Regions from separate parts of the Homo sapiens genome. Here regions 1 and 3 are each linked to region 2. The links are chromatin contacts, found by Hi-C or POLR2A ChIA-PET in ENCODE. All regions are on one chromosome and are shown on one strand. The core of a region is the stretch at or near the end of the contact, and the rest is flanking DNA. Distances in the headings are between cores, read along the strand shown.

Region 1 (2,700 bases), core at 49-2,548, 150 kb after region 2:
GAACTGGGTCAAGACATAAAACCACAAGAGATCATAATACATTGTTGTTTTAATCCACTACACTCTGGTGTGTGTGTGAATATTAACTGGAACATTTACATTACCACATGCATTACCTATTCGAAATTCAGAGTATCTTCCTTGTAAACATACAAGAGATGGTACTAAATGTTAAATGCACAGTATCTGTTTTATTCCTCACAAGATACTGCCATTATCCCTGTTTCACAGATGAGAAAACCGAGGCTCAGAGAGGTTCTTCTACTTGCCCAAAGTCACACAGCTCATAAGAGGCATGCCTGCAATATGAAACCAAGTGGCTTCTCAGCTCCAGGGCTGCCATTCATGAGTCCCCACTCAAGTCCGTGCCCACTGTAAACCTGAGTTTCCTCAGTGAGCACTTTGGAATGCACGAGGGGTAGAAAACTCAAAGCCACAGGGGCCTGGTCAGTAACACAAAAGGGCGAAGTGGGCACAGTTGTTGGCTCTGTCTGGAGCAGTTTCAACTTAGCTCAGGGAAAGGCCAGCCCAGAATTGCCAGATTTTGAATTTTTTTTTTTTTTTTTTTTTGAGACAGGGTTTCACACTGTCACCCAGGCTAGAGTGCAGTGGCGTGACCTTGGCTCACTGCAGCCTCAACCTCCTGGGCTCAGGCAATCTTCCCACCTTAGCTTCCTGACTAGCTGAGACCAGAGGCACGCAACACCACACCTAGCTAAGTTTTCCATTTTTTATAGAGACAGGGTCTCGCTATGTTGTCCAGGCTAGTGTCGAATTACTGGGCTCAAGAAGTCCACCTGCTTCAGCCTCTCAAAGTGCTGGGATTACAAGCAACACCCACTGTCCCTGGCCAGATCTTTGGAATTTTTAAGAGAAATCAGAAATCAGATTTTTATGTGCAACCTATTTCTGTTTAAATGTTGGCAACTAATTCTTTTTTTTTTTTTTTTTTAACTGTGCAGACTGAGAAGCAGAACAAAAACAACAGCAAAGGGCTGCTGATTTGTCTTTCTGGACTAGCAGATCTCTAAGGAGTCTTTGGCTCAGACATCTTGACTTTCAGCACAGTCTCTGGGGAGACAACATAAATTCCACTCCCAAGAGGTGGACATGGGAGAAAGGAGAGGGCAGTGGGGAAGATGGAGGTATCCAGCCTCCCCTCATTAAGCCCCTCCAGAGGTTATTTGGGGAATAGGGGTTGCTGGGAAGCCAGGTCACAGGGAGCTCGAGAGGTGCGGGAAGGCAGCTGGGCCTGCGATAAATCAGCCGCCATAACCTGCCCGCTTTCCCAGAGTCAGTCTGCTCCCTGGGGTGCAGGGAGCTGGCAGGGCACCAGGGGAGGCTGAATTTCCTTTGCAATGGGAACCCCCCCACCTCCGCCGCCCACACCAGCCATTTTCTCCACCTCTCCTTTCTCACTGCTCTTCCAATGGAAACCCTGCCCTCCCTTCCTCCCCCAATCGACCCTTCTTAGCTGAGGGGGGATTGATCCAGACCTTGCCTGTCTTTCTGGGCCTCCCTTCCCTCCCCCTCAGTGGCTTCGATTCCCTCCTGAGCCTACGGCCCATTCCGTCTTCAGCAGACTTGTCTTCCTCTGAGATCCAGCCTGGCAGAGAGCAGCCACGTGATTGATGAGCTAAGATGCTGGGCTGGCAGGCGGGTGGCAGCCAGCCAGAGACAAGGCTCTCACAAGATAGCAGAGCTGCCCCGGGGAGAGCCCGCAGCTACCGGGATGCGATGCTCCCTGGGGTTGCCCCCTTAGTCCCCCCATGCCTGGGTTGGTGGTGGCAGCACTCTGGGCAGAGCAGGTAGCCACAAGTGTCACTGGTACAGTACCTGGTGCGCACTGGTCCCTCAATGAATGAGTGCTCTCTTCTTTCCCCACTCCAAAACAGAGGCCCAAGTAGATGAACACAGTGAACTTCTTAAAGCTGGAAATGTCTGTCATTCAGTCATGCCACTCAGTTCAGGTGTTTGTAATTTGCCTATTCATTCATTCATTCATGTGTGCAACATGAAGCTTTGCTTGTGGAGGATCAGCACTCCATTGTCACTGCGAGTGTGGTCTTGGGAGGCAGGCTGGTTTGAATCCAGGCTCCATTCCTTCCTAGCTGCCTGACCTTGGGCAGGTCTCTTCACCTGCCTAAGTTGCAGCTTCTCTCAAGGTTGCCATTGCAAGATTCAGCCAGATAATACATGTAAACTGCTTAGAACAGAGCCTAGCATAGAAAAGAGATCAATAAATTCATTCATTCAACGACTGATAGCTGAAGGCCTACATTGGGCCAGGTTCTGGGGCCACAGTCACTAACAAGACAGGTAAGGTCTCTGATCTCAAGCACTTCATCTTTGAGAGAGGAAAGACTGACAGACACATAACTGAATGAAAAAACAAGGACATCCTAGGGAGAGCTAAGAGGATGTAAAATGGCGAGGGGTGATGGAGGGGGCAGTAGTCATGAAGGCCCTTTCAGGGAGGGGACTTGGGAGCTGAGTTTGGACGAGGAAGCGGCTGTCAGGTGAAAACCTGGGGAAACAGCATTCTAGCTAGAGGGAACAGCACATGTTCCTGGAGGCAGGAATAAACCTTGGAATATGTAAGAATCAGAAAAAGAAAAGAGAGACCACTGTGGAGAAGCAAAAGGAAGGGGAGCGTATAGGAGATGAGCTTGGAGACACAGACAAGCCAGATCAGCTAGG
Region 2 (2,700 bases), core at 138-2,637:
TGGCCAGGCTGGTCTCGAACTCACATCATGATCCACCCACCTCGGCCTCCCAAAGTTCTGGGATTATAGGCATGAGCCACTGTGCCCTGCCTCCTGCCTCCCTTTTCTTTCATTTCTTGTTTTCTTTTTGTTGTTGTTGTTTTCTGTTTGTTTATTTTGAGACAGAGTCTTGCCCTGTCGCCCAGACTGGAGTACAGTGGCATGATCTTGGTTCACTGCAACCTCTGCCTCCCAGGTTCAAGTGATTCTCCTGCCTCAGCCTCCCAAGTAGCTGGGATTACAGGTGCCCACCACCACACCCAGCTAATTTTTGTATTTTTAGTAGAGACGGAGTTTCACCATGTTGGCCAGGCTGGTCTCGAACTCCTGACCTCAAGTGATCCGCCCGCCCCAGCCTCCTTTTCTTTCATTTCTAATAGGCATCCTTTGGAACTAAGGTGGTCAGTTTTACCAACTTCTTAGAGTTACCACTGTTGAACTTAATGCTGTCTACAAACGATTAAATCAAATCCTAGAAGGAGCTTAGATTTCTGATCCCAAGTTTGTTTATTTTTATTTTTGTAGAGGCCCTTTCACTTGGCCTCCCAAAGTGCTGGGATTACAGGAATGAACCACCCTGCCTGGCCTGATGCTAAGTTTAAACCAGTGGAAATAAGGGTTGCTTGCTCTAAAACAGGGGTCGTCAACCCCCGGCCATGTACTGATACCAGTCTGTGGCCTGTAAGGAACCCAGCCACACAGCAGGAAGTGAGCAGCAGGCTAGTGAGCGAAGCTTCATCTGTATTTACAGCCACTTCCCATCGCTTGCATTACTGTCTGAGCTCCACCTCATGTCATATCCATGGTAGCATTAGATTCTCGTAGGCTTGTGAACCCTGTTGTGAATTGCACATGCAAGGGATCTGTGTTGCCTGCTCCTTACAAGAATCTAATGCCTGATAGTCTATCACTGTCTCTCATCACCCCCAGGTAGGACCGTCTAGTTGCAGGAAAACAAGCTTAGGGCTCCCACTGATTCTACATTATGGTGAATTGTATAACTATTTGATTATATATTACAGTTTAATAATTATAAAGTACACAATAAATGTAATGTGCTTGAATCATTATGAACACCCCCTTCCCCAAGACCCTAGTCCGTGGAAAAATAGTTCCCCACAAGAGCAGTCCCTGGTGCCAAAAAGGGTAGGGACCGCTGCTCTAAAACATTTGGAAGTTAGTGAGGTGTGTTTACATTATTTGCTGGCAGAAAAGTTAAAATGACGTTCAGTATTTCCTGTGTTTATTAAGAAAGGTCACTTTGTGTAGATCAGTGGTTTCCAGACTTTATTGTGTCTAAGCATCACAGGAAATGTATTAACCATGCACAGCCTGAGAAGTGTCTGACACCACACACCTGTGAGGCAACAACCAGGCATCTGTTTTGTTAGCAAGCCTCCCAGGTAATTTTGATATAGGAAGAACTGTGGCCACACCATGGGAAACAGATCCAGATGGACACAGATGACTAAGCTTCCAAAACAAGAAGTATTGACCTAACCCGTACATTGACTGCATCCAACATCGGAAGAACTGAATAGGAGGTTTTCTTTTACCTACATCCGTTGATCAAGGTCTAAAAACAACTTGTTGGGCCGAATTTAAGCAGTCCTGACATAGAAAATTTATTTCTGTTAAAGATTGAGTTTTGGGAAATAGAATTTTCTGATTTAAGAAACAAGGGACTATTTCCAAGATTAATTCCTCATAGATCAGTCATTTTTTTCCTCAGAAGGATAACACCTACTGAGAGGCAGGTTCTAACTGTGGCTTAGATCCAAAGATCCTCCCTCATGCCTCCCTAGAGGACCTGTAAAGGTGACTTGTGGAAAGAACAGATATGTCTTTATGTATGTAAAGCAAGTGATATCTGATTTCAAAGAAGACAAAACCAAAAGCTTATTTTTTTAATGATAAGGAATTCCCTTCAAAATAATTATAGAACTGATGTCCCTAGCCCTTCCAGTATTTGCATTCCAAGTGTAGTTTTCTTGTCCCACCTAGATAAGACTAAAGCAGAAAGTTTTGTTGCATGTGCCTCCACTTTCCAGCAGTTGAGCAAGTATGTACCTCTCTTTACGCTCTCTTTTACTCCAGCTATTGATCTCTGGGTACTGTGATCCCTGGGTACTGTGCTTGGCATAAAGTGTATGCCGTTTTATTTTGTAGCAATTACTTCACAAAACTGCAGAGGGCAGCAGAGAGCTGCTGATAGATTTATAATATGGACATAAGCTTGCCGGAGTGAGAGTCTTGGTTTTCCCCCTGTTTGTCTGTTGAGCACATGCTTACCATAGGATTATTTAAATATGAGATTATTTTTTAAATGTATTTCATGCAAGTTTTTAACTATTTAATAATGATAGATGGGGTATACACTTATAAGCTCAAAGTCAAGTGTGTTTATGTTGTATTCACTGACCTAAAGTAAAAGAAATACCCTACTCAGCCACTGCATTGTAGTCTGCTGAAGAGTGGTTTATTTATAAGGGACTAGAGAAGCACTTTCTAACATTTTGCCATGCTACCCAGGATTTTAAATTATATCAGTTGAAGTTCTCTAGCTTGGATTTTTGGGTTTTTTGGAGGGTGGTTTTTTTGTTGTCAATTAAAAAATTATATTCAAGCTACTTCTAATATTTTAAGAAAGTGAATCAATCC
Region 3 (2,700 bases), core at 151-2,650, 190 kb after region 2:
ATAATCTCAGAACTTTGGGAGGCCAAAGCAGGAGCATTGCTTGAGGCCAGGCATGCAAGACAAACCTGGCCAACATAGGGAGACCCCATTTCTTTTTTTCTTTCTTTCTTTTCTTTTTTTTTTTTTGTAGGGAGTCTCACTCTGTTGCCCAGGCTGGAGTGCAGTGGTGTGATCTCGGCTCACTGCAACCTCTGCCTCCCGGATTCAAGCAATTCTCCTGCCTCAGCCTCCCAAGTTGGTGGGATTTCAGGTGCCTGCCACTACACCCAACTAATTTTTTGTATTTTTGGTAGGGACGGGGTTTCACCATGTTGGCCAGGCTGGTCTCAAACTCCTGACCTTGTGATTTGCCTGCCTCGGCCTCCCAGAGTACTGCGATTACAGGCGTGAGCCACTGCACCCAGCAGGGAGACCCCATTTCTAAAAAAAAAAGAATTAGTCAAGTGTGGTGGCTCACACCTGTTGTCCCAGCTACTCCAGAGGCTGAGGCTGCAGTGAGCCATCTTTGCATCACTGCACTCTGATCTGGGCAACAGAGCAAGACCCTTTCTCAGAAATAAATAAAGGTCTGGTGTGGTGGCTCATGCCTATAATCCCAGAACCTTGGGAGGCCAAGGCAGGCAAATCACTTGAGCCCAGGAGTTTGAGACCAGCCTGGGCAACATGGTGAAATCTCTCTCCACAAAAAAATAAAAAAACAAAAATTAGTCGGGTGTGGTGGCCCACACCTGTATTCCTAGCTACTTGGGGGACTGAGGCAGGAGGATTATTTGAGCCTGGGAGGTTGAGGGTTCAGTGAACAGTGATTGCCCCATGCACTCCAGCCTGGGTGACAAAGTGAGACCCTGTCTCAAAAAATTAAAATAAATAAATAAAGCCAGTTTGGCTCTCAGTGAGCTCCCCTTGCCATGTGATGCTCTGTACCGTCTTGGTATTCTACAGAGAGTCCCCACCAGCAAGAAGCCTCTCACCAGTTGTGCCCCCTAGACCTTGGACTTCCCAGTCTCCAAAACTGCAATAAATCATCGTCTTTTTTGTCTTTTTTTCCTTTTCTTTTATTTTTAGAGACGGGGGTCTCACTATGTTGCCTAGGCTGGTCTTAAACTCCTGGCCGGAAGTGATTCCCCAGCCTTGGCCTCTCAAAGTGCTGGGAGTACAGGCATGAGCCACTGCGTCCAGCCCTTTTCTATGTCTATATATACAGTCTCAGGTATTCAGCTGTAGCAACAGAAAGCAACCTAAGACATACATTTTAATCAAAAGTATAATAAGAAAATTTCAGGAAGAAGTGGGAAAAGGAGACATACAATCAACCTGTGCACAGTAGAATCCTCCTGGTGTCTTCAGGAGACCCGACGTGATCTGACCAGGGGAGTCTTGCAGCTCCATTCTCTGTACCAAGGCAAGTCAAACAGGTAAAGCAGATCACAGAAAGGGCTCTGACCTCAAGAAACATGTGATCTAGGTGGAAGCATGAGTCACATATGCATGAAAAACACAGCAGGCAATGAATGACAGGTAAGCTGGAAAGAGAATTCACCTGGTTACCAGGAGATATGGGCTCTGTTCCTAGTTCTGGCACCCAGTGATGACCTTGGGAGCCCAGTGGCTTCACCTCTGTGAACTTTAATCTCCTTATCTGTCAAAGGGTTTTAATGACAATAATTGAGAAGCTGTGATCATCAGATGAGATAACCTATCAGTGACTGCTCTCTGAACTGTGGTACAAGTTACCTTTCAACCTGGAACAGCACCTCAAACATGAAGGAATCTATCCCTATGGTGGAAATTCAGGCCCAAGCAGTGGGCAAGTGGGGTAGATCATGTGGGGACAAGGCCACCTTTGGTTGGCCCTTAAAAATACCAGAACACAGGGGCAGCCTGCACAGCTCTAACACTGCAGAACAGAAGTCAAGGTGGGCATTCTTGCCTCAGCTCGAAGACCTGCACAGCCTGCTCACCTTTGTAGAGCAGTGCACCCCAGGGAGAAAACACAGGAGCAGCCACGTCTCAGCCTTCTCAGAATGTCCAATCCTTTTCATAATTTAACCGCTTGCTCTGCATAATTACTTTTCTCCTGCTTATGAGCTTAGAGCAATAGTAGTTCCCAATAACTAGAGATTTAATAAGGCTAAATTACAACGAGTGTCCTGCAGAATTACACACCGCATTAACACCAAATGAGTTCATTAGAAATTCATTAGGAATGATTTCTGCGGCTGCCACAGGAATTAATCACGGTTTGCCAGTGGCAGGAGAGGGGGCAATGAATGATTGCATGGGAGCGGGACGACCTTTTGCCATCTGACTTTCTTCTGAAGCAATATCTTTCAAGGGTCATGGGCTGCTTTGGTAGGGAGATTGCTTGGACGTTGTTAGACATGCCTCTCAATCTTCTTCCTTCTTCCCAGCCACTGCCCTAGATCAAACCTGTAGATGTTGGAGTCGGACCCTTTTTCTGTCCTGGGGAGCTGAGAAGTCATCATGGGCACTTATGTTCTTGCCTGCCCAGTATCCTTTCCCCCTTCTTCTGTCAGTGTACTTCTGTGTTTCTTGGAGAGCTGCTCCTTGAAGATACTGCTGCATGTGGGTCTCTGTGGGACTGTCAGTTAAGAGCCTCCACTGGCCTCACCCACCCCCAGAGGGAATACATGTCCTCGGCTGAGCCCATTGGGCTTTCTCTCCTGGTATTTTTTAGTA

What was found. A loop is a pair of places that touch in the nucleus more often than their neighbours do. ChIA-PET counts read pairs that join two places held with the same protein, here RNA polymerase II (POLR2A). Pooled maps may share reads with other maps.
Region 1: a loop to region 2 is called in a map of posterior cingulate gyrus, with 5 times the contacts of the local background. The contact joins two enhancer-like sites. A Hi-C loop is called at or near these places in 4 of 168 maps with a recorded cell type or tissue (PC-3, heart left ventricle, left lung and 1 more), 3 of 37 single-sample maps with no recorded cell type and 7 of 50 pooled maps. POLR2A ChIA-PET finds 5 or more read pairs at or near these places in 11 of 52 experiments (AG04450, CD4-positive, alpha-beta T cell, GM12878 and 6 more).
Region 3: a loop to region 2 is called in a map of ovary, with 3 times the contacts of the local background. The contact joins the promoter of FABP6-AS1 here to the enhancer-like site in region 2. A Hi-C loop is called at or near these places in 70 of 168 maps with a recorded cell type or tissue (A673, B cell, CD4-positive, alpha-beta memory T cell and 45 more), 32 of 37 single-sample maps with no recorded cell type and 46 of 50 pooled maps. POLR2A ChIA-PET finds 5 or more read pairs at or near these places in 2 of 52 experiments (both WTC11).

The regions. Positions count from the first base shown.
Region 1 is chr5:160,174,218-160,176,917 of GRCh38, forward strand. No RefSeq gene overlaps it. Among named protein-coding and RNA genes, the nearest start is that of FABP6-AS1, 35 kb to the right of the region's middle. RefSeq lists an enhancer at 1,436-2,024. Within about 2 kb of position 1,299, at least 7 of the 41 ENCODE cell types and tissues checked have a DNase peak (open chromatin) inside an H3K27ac peak, as active enhancers do.
Region 2 is chr5:160,019,789-160,022,488 of GRCh38, forward strand. All of the region lies in intron 2 of TTC1 (tetratricopeptide repeat domain 1), which reads left to right. All of the region lies in intron 1 of LOC124901124 (a long non-coding RNA gene), which reads left to right. Among named protein-coding and RNA genes, the nearest start is that of TTC1, 12 kb to the left of the region's middle. Within about 2 kb of position 1,388, at least 3 of the 41 ENCODE cell types and tissues checked have a DNase peak (open chromatin) inside an H3K27ac peak, as active enhancers do; they include IMR-90, body of pancreas and endothelial cell of umbilical vein, where a contact is called at or near this core.
Region 3 is chr5:160,208,670-160,211,369 of GRCh38, forward strand. FABP6-AS1 (FABP6 antisense RNA 1) reads right to left here and starts at 1,401. Exons shown (of 4, transcript XR_941148.3): 1 at 1,308-1,401. It also overlaps a transcript of FABP6 not described here.